2 separate regions of the Homo sapiens genome follow, and region 2 is linked to region 1. The links are chromatin contacts, found by Hi-C or POLR2A ChIA-PET in ENCODE. All regions are on one chromosome and are shown on one strand. The core of a region is the stretch at or near the end of the contact, and the rest is flanking DNA. Distances in the headings are between cores, read along the strand shown. Region 1 holds the start of KRTAP4-11 (keratin associated protein 4-11). Region 2 has its middle 10 kb from the start of KRT33A.

Region 1 (7,137 bases), core at 3,337-5,836:
GGAGCCCCAAGTTTATCTTGGAACCTCAAGAGCAGAGGAATTCATGCAACTCATAGGTATTTGATGGTACAAATCCATGGCTAGGCTAAGCTTTCCAAAAGTCTTATCCGAAATTCCTTCTATGGAACAAAGTTCTGATAGGGACAGGGGGCTGAGAAATTCTAGGCAGAAAAGGGTAGGTCTCTGACAAAACCCCACCTTCAAGCTGAAAAGCCTTAAACCACGGCCCAAAGTGAGAACTTATATCCCTGTTTTCCTGCTTGAAAGTTGCCTTTTTCTAAACCACTCATGGCTCCATCCTGTCCATCCTATGCCTGTGAAGATGCCAGACTCAGCTGGCAGAGGCAAGAAGCAGCTGGACATTGGGAACTACAGCTGGACGTCAGAGAGAAGCAGCTTGATTCAGAGGGACAGCTTGATGGTGTAATCTTGGAGAAGAATCCAGCTGGATACAGCCTAACTTTGAGGAAGATTACCTACCCACCCCATCCTTTTTCAGCTCCGCTTTCTGCTAAGAGCCACTTTCATCAGCAACAAAATCCCCCACATTTACCATCCTTTGATTGGTTCATGTGACCTCACTTTTCCTGGACACAAGACAAGAGCTTGGGAGCCAGGAGAGCAGATACAAAAGACTGTCACACTGGCCCTCTGCCCTTGCTGGTGGAGGGCAGCTGCCTCACACAAAAAGGCAGAGGCCTCACTGAGCTGTTGACACTTAAGCCATCCATGGAAGGCAGAGTTAAAAGAACACTGTAACATGCCCTCTGGGGCTATGGGGGTCGCAGGCACCCCCACCTAGATGCTGCTGTGGGGCCCACACAGAGTTTGCTCCTGCCGGTGGCCAAAAGCACTCACTTTGGCTCCTGCACTGATTCACCTGCATGCTTCCTCCCACAAGCAGGGGACTGCAGCAGGTCCCAGTGAGTGAAGTTTGATCCTACCGTGCTGCAGTGCCGATTCCAGCACACGTGCACTCCAGTTCCTGCCTCATTTGCTTGCATGCTCGCTCCTGCAAGGAGTTGAGAGTGGCAGGCTGAATAAACGAGGCACCCGTCACAAGTCCCACAAAGGGGTCAGGGAAACATCCTGCTTCAGTTCCATCAAAGGCAATTTAAAAGCTTATGCAAAAAAAAAGTATTACTATGGCTGCGCTGTATACAAATAATCAGGTCAAGTATAATAAAGAAAATCAGCCCTGCCATGATTTGTCTTTAGTAAAAATGGGAAATGGGAGAGAGAAGAATTATGTTTCAAAAAATGATAATACACCTGTTGTTAGATTCTAGTCTTGCCTAATGTTTTCCCATTTTTATTATTTTCTACAGTTTCCACTGAATTCTAATTTTTCTTGGCTACAGGTCTTCAAAAGATTGTTTTCAGTTTTTTTTTCTTCTTCTTTCCCCCATTTTTCCTAATTTGGAGTCACTGAAAACTCATCTGTGCTTTTGTAAAGCCCTGCGAACTGGAGCTAGAGAATTTAAACTTCAGAAGAAAATACCAGCAACCTGTTTACATACATAAGCCACTTTCATACCTGCCTACTGATGTATGGACTTCAGAGTAATGTGGCCCATATTGATTTTCCAGGATTGTTCTTTTGTTTATTTTTGTTTTTCTCCCTTCCTCCCCCTATTTTCTCTTCATAGGACATGAAACTTCACAACCTGCTAAAAATGAACTTTCCTAATAACTCAGGAATTATCTTTCTAGGAATAAACAATCCTAGCCATGAGATATCAGATGAAACTTGAGACCAAAGACTGACTTTCTTCAAAAAGGCTTTCTCAAAAAGATTTTTAAGAAAAGGGGGGAAATTTGAAAGGAAAATAAACCTTGGGGCCCTGAAATCACTAAGGTAAAGGGGAAAGTCAAGCTGGGAACTGCTTAGGGCAAACCTGCCTCCCATTCTATTCACAGTCACCCCTCTGCTCACTGAGTTAAATGCATATCTGATTGCCTCCTTTGGAAAGGCTAATCAGAAACTCTAAAGAAAGCAACCATTTGTCTCTTATCTACCTATGACCTGGAAGCCCCTCCCCGCTTAGACTTGTCCCGCCTTTTCCGGACGGAACCACTGTTCATCTTACATATGTTGATTGATGTCTCATGTCTCCCTAAAATGTATAAAACCAAGCTGTGCTCTGACCACTTTGGGCACATGTCTTCAGAACCTCCTGAGGCTGTGTCACAGGTGTACATCCCCAACCTTGGCAAAATAAACTTTCTAAATAAACTGAGACCTGTCTCCGATTTTGGGGGTTCACAAGGCCATACTGACTTGTCCCCTGTGTGAAGCCCAGCAGGATCCTTTCACAGCAAGCTCTTTTCACTTGAACCTTTGTGCATCAGTGCCTAACTCTTTCACAAGATAAGGGGTCCTACAGAATCGAAGCAGACCCACCAGAGGGTTACAAGTTCCTGATACCTAGTACAACCTGGGAAAGAGAGCAAAAGCCCTTTATTCCTGATGCAGCTTCCCCAATCTCTAGCCAATTTGCACCAAAAGCCCAAGAAACTCCTAACTACAAATTCCTTCCTGGGGTGGGGTGTTTGGGAGGGTGGGCAGGGACTTCTCTGGGGTCCTGCATGCACAGCTAGGATCAAGGTTCAGCTTATAGTAACCATTTCCTCATTTTAATAGTAAAAACAACCACAACAAGAAAAACACCCCAAGGCGGAGATTTCATATGCTAATGATACATGCGATGGGTGTTAGACCACGTGGATCCTGAGCACATGTGCCAACCGCAGGTCTGCCTTTGCATACTTGACCTCACCAGTATTTTATGATTATGTACGTATAGCTCCCATAAAAGGAATTCCTCTTACAGCACTAGCTGCTGTCTCTCCCACTGAGCACCCCACTCTGCCTCTCAAAGAGTACTTTTGCTTTGCAACAAATTTCTTCGCTTACTCTTACTTTGGATTTGCTCTCAAATTCTTTTGCACAGCAAATTCAAGAACCTGAACTGGTCCACCGACAACAAAATAACAAAATTCCCTTATATAACATTTGGAGTCTGCCTTAACTGATTTGAATCAAGATGGAATGCAGTAGGATGAGATGTGCCTTTTAAATTTGACACAGAAGAGTGAGGAGTATTACCATGATATCATAAGTTCTAAAATCATGGATGAACTTACAAACAACAATACTGGGGCTTTACCTATCCCAAAGCATTCCATATATCAAATTGAAACAATCAAAAGCTTCTATTTTATTTTAGTTTATGCGTGACATTGGAGCAGTTTGGCACTATGAGTTCATCCCTGAAGTCTTACTTTGGAATCATGCTTTGAGAATCCCCTTCTACTGCATTCCCACCTCACCCCCATGAATCAGTAAACTCAGTGAAAATTATCACAAAAAAATGCAAAAAACAATAAAAGATTTCTAAATGAAAAGTTTAATACAATATATTTTGTGAACACAATAAAGATAAAGAACCAATAAAATAGAAAAATTCTGGCAAACTTGAACAAACAGAGACAAAGAGAGAACAGGGAGAAAGCAGGAGAGCATGGGAGGGGCAGCCTCCTACCTTTCCAAGAGAAAAGAATGACTGAAAGGCTGACAGACAAATAATATGTTTGAAATGGAGATAATGTGTACCTCACTGGGAAGGATATTCTGTAGGCTCAAAACGATTTAAAAAATGAGGAATTTAGAGGATTGGAATAATTTCTTAGCTAGTGGATTACAAATTATTTCATATTTGGTGCCATGACTGGAAGAGAAAGAAAGCAAGGGAGGGAGTTTAAAATGAACCAGAATGTTCTCACAGAGTCAGTGGGATGGTGATGGGCTCATTGGAAACATGAAGTCCACCCTGCTGAATGACATCAATCCCACTCCATGTGTCCTAATAGTCAGCACAGAAGAATGGTCTACAACTGTGGGCCTGCAGTGAAGGGAGAGATGAGCCAGGGCAGTGGGCTCAGCAGCAAGAGGAGGCACAGCACAAGGGGCGGGGGCAGCTGGAGATGACACAGGTTGGGCGATAGCAAGTGGTGTGGCAGGAGACTCGGCCACAGACTGGACGCAGGCAGCAGCAGGGGCGGCAGCAGCTGGATTCACAGCAAGAGGGGCGGCAGCAGCTGGAGATGCTGCAGCTGGGGTGGCAGCAGGTGGGCTGGCAGCACACAGACTGGCAGCACTGGGGTCTGCAGCAGCTGGACACACAGCAGCTGGGGCGACAGCAGCTGGAGATGCAGCATCTGGGGCGGCAGCAAGTGGGCTGGCAGCACATAGACTGGCAGCACTGGGGCTTGCAGCAGCTGGACACACAGCAGCTGGGGCGACAGCAGCTGGAGATGCAGCATCTGGGGCGGCAGCAGGTGGGCTGGCAGCACACAGACTGGCAGCACTGGGGCCTGCAGCAGCTGGACACACAGCAGCTGGGGCGACAGTAGGTGGTCCTGCAGCAGGTGGTCTCACAGCAGCTGGGGCGGCAGCAGGTCTCCTGGCAGAGGTCTCGGCCACAGCCTTGGTGAGAGCACACGGAGCCACAACAGGAGTTTACCATGGTGTCAGAGGGTGAAGGATCTAGTTGGGTTTCTAGGAGAGTGAAGTTCTTGTGTTTGGAAGTCTCCTGGGCCTGTAGTCCCTTTATACCCTCCTGAAGGCCCATTGCCACCACATCATTATTTCCTTGTTATTATTTACCTACTGGAAAAATTAATCATGTAATTACATCATTGTGTTTCCAGTTAAATACTCCAAAACAGAGAAAATAACCCATTTCCTTTTCCTGCTGTGCTCCTGTGTTTCCATTGGAAATGCATGTCATATTTCTTCATTAGTGGGGAGTCACCTTTGTCCCTGGTCTATGCAGTGTCTTTTACAAAGCACTGGTCACAGGACTCTCTGACATTTTGTTTTTAAATGTGACTCTCCCTCCTACCTGCAGATTGCTGTCTGCAAATCATGGGGGATGATTTTTATAATGTGAATGTATCTTTTGTTGTCAAAGAATGTCCTGGTCAGGTGAAATGTTGGGAAGGAATTAGAAGGAAGCACTCATTTGGGGAAGGATGTCCCATCTGTAATGAGGATGACTCTGATCCCATGTGTGCATCTCGGATGGTCGGGCAGATGGTCAGATCCCAAGAAGTTCTAAACTCTGTCAGATCTTATTCCACAGCCTCCAGCGAAAGTACTTACCCATGACTCACTGCCTTTAAAGGGTAAAAACACATTTTGCTGTATGTCTTACAGTATATGCATTATGAGTAGGAAGTTTTGATTTATCTTTTTTTTTTTTTTTGACAGATTCTCAATCTGTCGCCAGGCTGGAGTACAGTGGCATGATCTCTGCTCACTGCAACCTCCACCTCCTGGGTTCAAACGATTCTTTTGCCTCAGCCTCCCGAGTAAGGTGGTTTGCGCCATCACACCCAGCTTACTTTTGTATTTTTAGTAGAGACAGGGTTTCACCATGTTGGCCAAGATGGTCTCGATCTCTTGACCCCGTGATCCACCTGCCTTGGCTTCCCAAAGTGTTGGGATTGCAGGCATGAGCCCCCAACACCCAGCCTGATTAATCTTTGATCATCAAAATTGCATGATGGATTTTTCATTTACAAAAGCATTTGTTATATATAAAGAATATTTAGAATTATTAAGCCTTCAATAACATGCATCCAAGATGTTCTATTGGGTACTCTGGGTGTAGAACAGATAAACCCTCAACTTTTTCTTGCAGGTACTTGCATAAGACACATGGATAGGAAACAGTTTGGCAGAAATGAAAAGAATTACAATTATTTTCATTAAACAACTAAAATAAGAAATGTATAATATGTGGATAAGTTCCATACACCCTCATGGTATGTATATTACTTGTGAAGTATTGACTATGTAGCAGGCATTGTACCAAATATCTTACATTTGTTTCATTTTCACGCTTTAATAGAACCTTATGAACTAGTTTATATTCTTATTAGTCTTTTAGGGGAATACTCAAAAGAAGCATTAAAAACTTAAAACAAACAAACAAACAACTTGTCCAAGGTTAAAGAGAAAGTAAGCCTAATATGTCTTAGTGTAGCCAAGAAAGCCGTAAAGAATACAATTTGCTAAGCTTGCTGAAACTGCTTCATCTTCTTGGAATGTTTCATCTTTTTTTGTCCACTCTGCAAACTCCTACTCATGTGTCAAGACCCAGTTAAAATATTTCCTCCTCAATAATATCTTTCCTGCTAAGCTACCCCATTCATGTATCATGATTTCCTGCCTTGTGCTCATAATTTATACATTCTCCTGTATCATAGTCATTTACTTCTGTCTTTCCACCACGTGCAATGCAAATACCCTGAAGGCTTGCGCTATGGCATTTATTCTCGTTACCATGATACTCAGCACAGAGAACACTGGTGGTAAATGTTTGTTGAGTGAATGAAGGTTTTTTTGATGACATAGAGGCATGTAAGGTCCTTTAAAAAATGTATATATCTTTTGACTTCTGGATAAAAGGGAGGAAAACATCCCAAACAAAGAAATCATAATTTCATTTCAGGAAGACTAAACTCATTTGTGTGATAGGTAACATGTCACCCGATAAATAACATACGTGGAAACTGCGGAAGTCAAGATTCAATTTATAGAATGAGACTTGTTTATAGATAACCAAGAATACAGTGTTGAACGTGCATGCCTATATTCACACAGTAAAAAGACAGGAAGGAAGTAAACGCCAGATGGTAGCACTGGTTCTCCTTCACCTCCTGACTTCCTCGTTTTACTCTTGTTGATTGAAATAACTATTATTTCCTGTTTCGTATCAGTCAGCCAAAAATGTTTGCTGATAATCTGTTGTCTTAGCTTAAATTCTACCCAATGCAAACCTTGAGAAAAAGACCTGAGTGCACATAATTTATTTGGGGGATGATCCCAGGAAGCACAAGTGAGGAAACGGTGAAAGTAAGACAGGAAAGGTAGAAAATCCCAACAGTGTTTGTGTTAATGGTAAGGCCCCCACTGTGGGCAGCTGGGGACGAACCCCAGGGACAAGCCTGAGGCTGGAGGCACTTGGCCACCATGATTGCACACCTGTAAAATCCTGTAGAGTCAGCTGGGTATTAGTGTGAATCGCGAGATCAGATAAAATATGAACTTATACTAATCCATAGACT
Region 2 (7,137 bases), core at 3,366-5,865, 220 kb after region 1:
CCTTTCTTGAAGGAGAGAGGAAAGAAGCCCCCTCAGCTAGCCCTGAAGGCAAACGTATGCAATGCTTTAGAGTTACTAACGTCAGAGTGGTGTAAGGACTGGAAAAGATGGTCCATGTTGAATCCACACTCCCTCCCATTCCCAGTCTCCTATTTCCAGGAAAAGCTGTCCAGGCCCTTCCCAGGCCTGCGTTTTGTTTGGGGCACATATGCCACCATAAACTCCATCACCTGCCATCTTGGAACTCTCTCTCCACAAATCCCTTTTTTCTTTCTACTTTTATTTGCAAAATTTCTGACAAAGAAAATATCATTGGAAGATATTCTCAGTAAAAATCAGGGATGTGTATTTGAAAGAGAAAACTGCATCCTGGGCAACAAAATGTCCTGAGACAATGAATCGGCTAGACAGATATCTTAGAGAAACGAACCAACCCAAATGTGGTCCTCATTGGCAACATACACATATTTTATTGATGCTTCTATGGTTAATAGCATTGCCATGCTCCTCTTGACACATGGTGCTTCCCAGTCCATCATAGAGGGGCTCATTGTTTAAATACTCATTGTTTAAACCTTGTATAGTGTTTCCAGGAGAGCTTTAAATTATTGTAAAAAAGCAGCTAGATTTTTTATAAAGTGACCTTTGACTCGCTTAACCTTATCCTTATCATAGTAAGTATGAAAATTACAGTACCTTTATACAAATACCTTATTGGAGGGGTCTGAACAAATGTCATTGCCATCACTTAGATTTGTGTATACATTTACAAAACCATAAAATGCCAGAAGGACATACATTTAATATACATTAATGCATACATTTCATATGTATGTCCTTCTAGCATTTTATGGTTTTTTAAATGTATATACAAGTCTAAGATTTTTTTAAATACAAACATAAACATGAACTGGCATTTTTCAATCAACTTCTTTAATTGGATATACAATTTGTGTGAGTTTGATAGAACTCGTTGGTCCAACCAAAGAAGTTCACTATTTTACTAGGTCTTCACTTGTTATCAGTCACAGCTTAACCTAATGATCATTAATGGGAAAAAAGAAAAAAATTAACCACTTTGTGCCTGGGACTGTGGTGTCCTGGGTCAAACACAAGATATTACAGGTTACTCAGCCTATTCTAAGCGTCATAAGTTTCCACCAGATAAACAGCAATGCCATGAAGACTTCAAGGATTAACACCCAGGATTACCACAATTATTAGTGGCTGAAATAAAGAGATTAGCCTTTGCTTTTCCATCCAATTCTTTTGTATTTTGTTTTCTTTTAATAGCAATAAAATACTTTAAAACAAACATCTAGTCAAAAAAAAAAAAGAACAGAGAAAATATATTTTACAACTTGTGCTTTCCTACCCAGAATCTGTGGCTGTTAATATTTTTTCATATTTGCTCTAAGTGGGTTTAAAATTAAGAAATACAGCATTGAGAACTTCTTTGACTTCCATATCCATTCTTATTCCAATCTCTTCTTCTCAGAGACAAACACAATTATACATTTGATATGTATGTCCTTCTAGCATTTTATGGTTTTATAAATGTATTACAAGTCTAAGTTCTTTAAAAATATAAACATAAACATGAACTGGTATTTTTCAATCAACTCCTCTAATTGGATGTACAATTAGTGTGAATTTGAGAGAACTTGTTAGTCCAAACAAGAAGTTCACTTTTTCACCAGGTCTTTACTTGTGATCAGTCACAGCTTAACCTAATGATCACTAAAGGGAAAAGAAAAAGAAAAAGTTTAGAAACATCCTGACTCTCTCAATTAGAATTCAAAACTTTCTAGAATGGATGCCTCACATTGTTACATTTGACCACCTTTGATTCAACAGCCCCTGAGCTTTATGTCTAGCAAGAGATGCCTAGAGCTCTATGGAAAAAAGGGGCAGCAGACCAGACCAAAACTTTGCAGTCTCAGCATATCACGGAGACACAGGGACGTGAGCATGTCAGGTAACTTTCTGGGTTTACACTTAAGCACCTCTGAGAACTGGAAAAACCCTTGGCACAAATTCAATCTTTGTGTGGGCAAACCACTTTAGTTCTTAGTTTCTGTTTACTGTTGGGCTTGGTTCAAATGTTGCATTCTGTACCCCTGTTCTTGCCACCAAAGTTCTTTCACCATGAAGTTGCACGTCTAATCCTATGAGTGTCATGGTTGTTAATCTAAGAATAACATACTGCCTTCAAAGAACAGCGTCAAGTTTGAGAAAAGGAAGAATTACTCCCTTCTCATTAGAAAAAAGACAATCATGTACCCACATGTTTCCTGCTCTTCTCAGTTGCCTAAGTGCGTCTTCTGTTGATAAACAAAAACATTTTTTGCTGCATAGTATTGCTCAAGCAACCCCTCTATGCCTCATTTCCTCATCTGCCCTAAATAGGTTATGCATTTCAGGCAGGCAGATTATTAATTATTTGTTGAGCACTTATTGTGTGCCTACTTTACGTCTGCCATAAAAGTACCACAAGGATCAGTTTAAAAAATGAGAGAATTCCTCAAAATTATTTAAACTGTCTGACTCAAGCTCTAATCTAGCAGGGACAATGGCCAGATGGAGTCCAGGGATGAAGTTTTGAGCTGGCTGCATGGGTTGTTCCAAGGCAGCAATATGCAGGTATGAGCTGTGCCAGGCACAAGAGCACCCAGCTGCAGGGTGGGATGGAGACGAGCTTATGTGCTGCTTGCCAAATCAGGCACCTACAGGCTGCATCCACCCAGAGAGAGAGCCTTTCTCTAAACCATTAATGGTGCACAGGGGTTATTGCAGACCTGGCTGAGAGGCCAAGAGCAGAAAAAGCTAGAGAGAATGGGGGCATATATCAGGAGGCATCAAAGGCCAGAATTAGGAAAAGCTAGAGAGAATAGGGGCAAATAATGCCCTGGAGGCACCCAAGGCCAGAACCAGAAAAGCTGGATCTACCATTAAATCCAAGGGGTGAACATGGGGTTAGAAATGGAGACAAAGGCAAGGTAGTGACAGAAACAGGGCCACAAAAAACGACCAAGCAAAAAAACTGACAATTCACTAAATGCCTAAGACAACTGCAATAGACATTTTGTTTTTTTCTTCTTCTCCTCCTTTCTTCCTCCCTGCCTTTCTTCCTTCCTTCCTCACTCATTCTCTCTCCTTCCCCCTCGTCCTCCTCTTCTTCTCCTTCCTCTTTCTGTTTTAGTAACAATCTCAGAGCACAAGTGTAAACCTTCAGTTAAACAGACAGCAGTGAGGCAGACATCTGCTTTTCTAAAATCCTTGACATCCAAATGTGAAACAGAGCTCACTAAAGCTCAGTTGCAAAATTCTAGATGCTCCTCTCTCCATCTCTAACCCATGGAATATTTTCCCTCTTATAGCCCCTTGAAGTGTCTATGCACTTCAGTTCATAAAATGCTGCCGTGGGGAACCAATCTAATTAAGCACTTACCAAGAAAGCATTCAAACTCTCTCATCTATGTCCTTTCCCTGCCCCCAGAGTGCACCCTTCTTAGAGGCATGTCCCTCTGTGCTGGTCATACCTGTGCATTACCATGCATGGCCTGCAGTCACTTCCCGCAGTGACCCTCCCACGTGTCCCCCTGGCTCTTTGACAATGGACCACACACCCTCTGCTCTCAGGGTCTTGGTAACCCTCATGTTTCACAGCAGCCAGCAGTCAGTCAGCCTCCACAACCAACCAAGATGAAGTCAGCATGTGCAGGTCTGAAATAATTATTAACAGGAAATACAAACACGTTAAATTTTACCCAGGCCTTTAATGATACACTTAATTGTTGGTTTCCTGTGTAGAAAATAGGCATAAGTGGAAACCAGTTCCCATAAAGTGACTAAAATTCCTATGACTTTGACACCACCAGCTCTGTGCTTTACTTTTATCTTTCCATTTGAAAATTCTGATTGTTATAATCAGCAAAAATACCACCAGTTTCATAATCATAATTAGCCATCTTCCTCCTAACACAGCACGCACACACACCTGCACTCACACACACAAGCATAGGTGCACAGACCCACACAGATGCATGCAGGCACATCTGAATTCATTTCTCTCTGATTCTCAGCCCTCGAGCTCAGATTCTTCAGTTTCTTGTCCCATCTGGCCTGTCTTCTACAACCCTCAATTTGAGAGAACCTGAAACTAGATTCTCACCTGGTTACTGAAGGACTCAAATGAGCAAAACCTTTTATTCTCAAGGCTGTGGAGACCCTGTGATGAGCAATAGGAAAGGGGTCAGAATGCAGGGCTGCTAAGGAAGTGAATAGGAACTCCATTTACTGGACACTTATGATGTATCTGGTTGGGTTGAGCATCTTTGCAACATAATCTGATTCTACCTTTATTTAAAAAAAAGTGAGGTGGTTATTAGTCTCCCATTTTCAGTTTAAGAAACCGTGGCTTAAAAAGCATAGTAACACAATGCAGGCTGAGATACAGATAGAGGTTACAAGACTGAAACCAGATTGAAAACTAAAGCAGTCACTTTCAAATGCATGATTTTTCTGAGGTTTGGTTTCTAGCCTTTCTTTTTTCACCTTTTAACCACTTTTAAAACTTTAAACACATTCACTCCCATGTGCCACACCCAAGCTTTAGCTCGTCGGGATCCCCCACAGCTTCATTTGTGCCGCTGCAGGAAGTCATCTTGTGTAGATGCCATCACATCCAGGCCGCAGCTGAGCAAGTGTTTGAATTTTTTGTAAATACATCTTTGACTGGGGAGGCTGTAAATCCTCCCTAGGCTTTACTATTGCAGGATCTGGCCAGCAATCTGCAATGCAATGGGGCTCTTTGTTCCCAGGAGGATTGGCAGGTTGAGAAAGAATAGACACACACAAGATAGTGAAAGCTGGGTCCGGGGGGTCACCGCCTTCTGGTCCTGCGATGCCACCAATGCACTGGATATAAATATAGCATTTGTTATTAAGTTTAGTGAGGGTGGGGGTAGGTTAGTGAGGGATTTCGGGTCATTTGATTATGAGGTGAGATGGTCACATGGGGATGAAGCAATTCTTTAACATAACATCTGTATGCAGAAGTACAATATACAGAGATAAGAATTTACAATATAGTATGTGCATCAGTAATTTCTAACAGAGCCTTAAAACAGAAACACAGTGTTTCCATAACCTGTGATTAGCAAGATATTAATCAGCAGTAACAGTTGCAGCAAAAGCTGGTTACAAACAATCCATAGAAACAGGACGTGAAGCTAGACAACAGGTTAGACCAGAAATTCTCAGAAGGGAGAATGCCTTAACCCTAAAGAGGCCTAGAAGAGCTGTGGCAAGATGAGGGCATTTATAGCCCTATCTTATCCATATGAACATGCACCCCTCATGCGTCCGTTTATAGGCTCTCCTCAAGGGTCGCATTCCGTTCTCAGAGCTATGAACATCTGCTTTTCTGGGATAGGAATCTTGGTGATGTGAAACATCCCTGCCTGCCCTTCCGTTCATAGACTCTGCAGGGGGAAGCACATCACACGCTGTTGGCTTATTCTGGTAGTCCAGCCTGGCATTGTCTTTACACAATCCTGCATGCAACTTTGTATTTACAATAATCAGGAGCATTTCATCTTTTATTCCATAGCAATAGTTTCAAGGGCTCCCCCTACACTTTACATTTCAGTCCTGTGCTTGTCCCTACAAGTTTAAAAAAAAAAAGTGAGAGTGAGGGAAAGCTACCTCTGCACACCTGCAGCAGGCTCAGCGAGGAGCCTGGTGGGGCCGGGGCCCACCTGCCTGGCACATAACTTCATCAAGTTGTCAGTGTGCATTTTGCAATAACAAGGGACAGATCATGTCATCCTCATATCCTTTTATAGTTGGAGCCATTCTTGGGACTTTTGGTGCCTGCTGCCAGACTCTCCTGTTTTTGATGAGAAATGTGAGCAGTTGTTGTTAGATGTCAGTGATTCTTCTTTGAAACATAAAAGAAGACATACCTGACTTGTAATTGTCATCCACTACCCTGAAACTTTAAATGTTAGTGTTCAGTAAACCTATTTTCCATTCAGCTGCCAATGCACTCCTTTTAATAAAAGTGTCAATCAAATTCATCCTTTTAACTCTCCCAAGGCTTTCCTCTTCCCTTGAAATGAAATCGGATCCTCCACAGAACTGGCGAGCCCCCATGTACCCTGGCCACTGCCCACACATACAGGCTGATTGTTCCTCCCCTACTCATCACTCCCGATGCCCTGGCCTTGCTCCCTTCTTCAAAGGCAACTGCCTTACTCCCTCCCTTCCTTGACTTTCTGTCCCTCTCTCTGGAAAGCTCTTTCCCTCTGCTCTGTTTCTTCTCTGTTTTCAGGTCTCAATGCAAATGTCACCTCTCAGGCAAGCTCTCCAAACTGAGACAATAGGAGCTCGGTTCACATCTGTCAAAAATAGGAGCAAACAGGCTGTTAGGAGGCTGAGTAGAATGTTTTACTGGGACTAGACAATATCAAACTTAGATCCCAAGAGCCCAGGAATTCGTATTCAAGGTCAAAGTGTCAACAACAAGAATACTGAGTCTTACATAGGTACCATGCTGCACCATTTATAAAGCACTTCCATACACAGGGGATCTTCACAACCCCACAATGCTGCCAGGCCAGGTCTCTCAAAAGGAGGACTCTGATGGTCAGGGGAGTCAACAATATATCCAAAACCAGGACCAAAAAATGTTGCCTCCAAAACAAGCCATAATTCTTCTTCTCATCACAGCATCCCACACCATCTCCTAGTGGGTAAGACTCATAGCCCAGCGCCATCATGGTTTATTTCACAGGGAAGGGTGGGGCAGGGATTAGGAGACATTTCCCAGGGTCTTGTTTCCTTGCTTCCTTGCTATGGGCCTCTCCCCTCAGAGCACTGTTTTCTGAGAAGGCCTGGCTCGAGGAGCTGATGACCTCAGCGACTGCAGACCTGGGAACCTGCAGAAAGGAGAAATTAAGTTTGCACCTGGGAAAGCCCAGGGTTGAATAACAGAACCTCGCCTTTAAGAATTCTTGCTTTTTTTTTCCTGCCTCTGCATTGTTGCTGAAATATACAAGAGAGAAAGAAAGGATTCTGAACCCATTATTTATCTCCTCCTTCCAAGCAAGCAGCAGACATTCATGATTAATG

Evidence for each region. Hi-C counts contacts between places; a loop is a spot of excess contacts on that map. ChIA-PET counts read pairs that join two places held with the same protein, here RNA polymerase II (POLR2A). Pooled maps may share reads with other maps.
Region 2: a pooled map shows a loop between it and region 1 (4-fold over the local background). The contact joins the enhancer-like site here to the promoter of KRTAP4-11 in region 1. A Hi-C loop is called at or near these places in 5 of 50 pooled maps. POLR2A ChIA-PET finds 5 or more read pairs at or near these places in 2 of 52 experiments (CD4-positive, alpha-beta memory T cell and activated CD4-positive, alpha-beta T cell).

What each region holds. Positions count from the first base shown.
Region 1 is chr17:41,113,787-41,120,923 of GRCh38, forward strand. KRTAP4-11 (keratin associated protein 4-11) reads right to left here and starts at 4,587. Exons shown (of 1, transcript NM_033059.4): 1 at 3,395-4,587. The coding sequence starts at 4,529. The coding sequence ends at 3,942.
Region 2 is chr17:41,337,061-41,344,197 of GRCh38, forward strand. No RefSeq gene overlaps it. Among named protein-coding and RNA genes, the nearest start is that of KRT33A, 10 kb to the right of the region's middle. Within about 2 kb of position 4,616, at least 4 of the 41 ENCODE cell types and tissues checked have a DNase peak (open chromatin) inside an H3K27ac peak, as active enhancers do.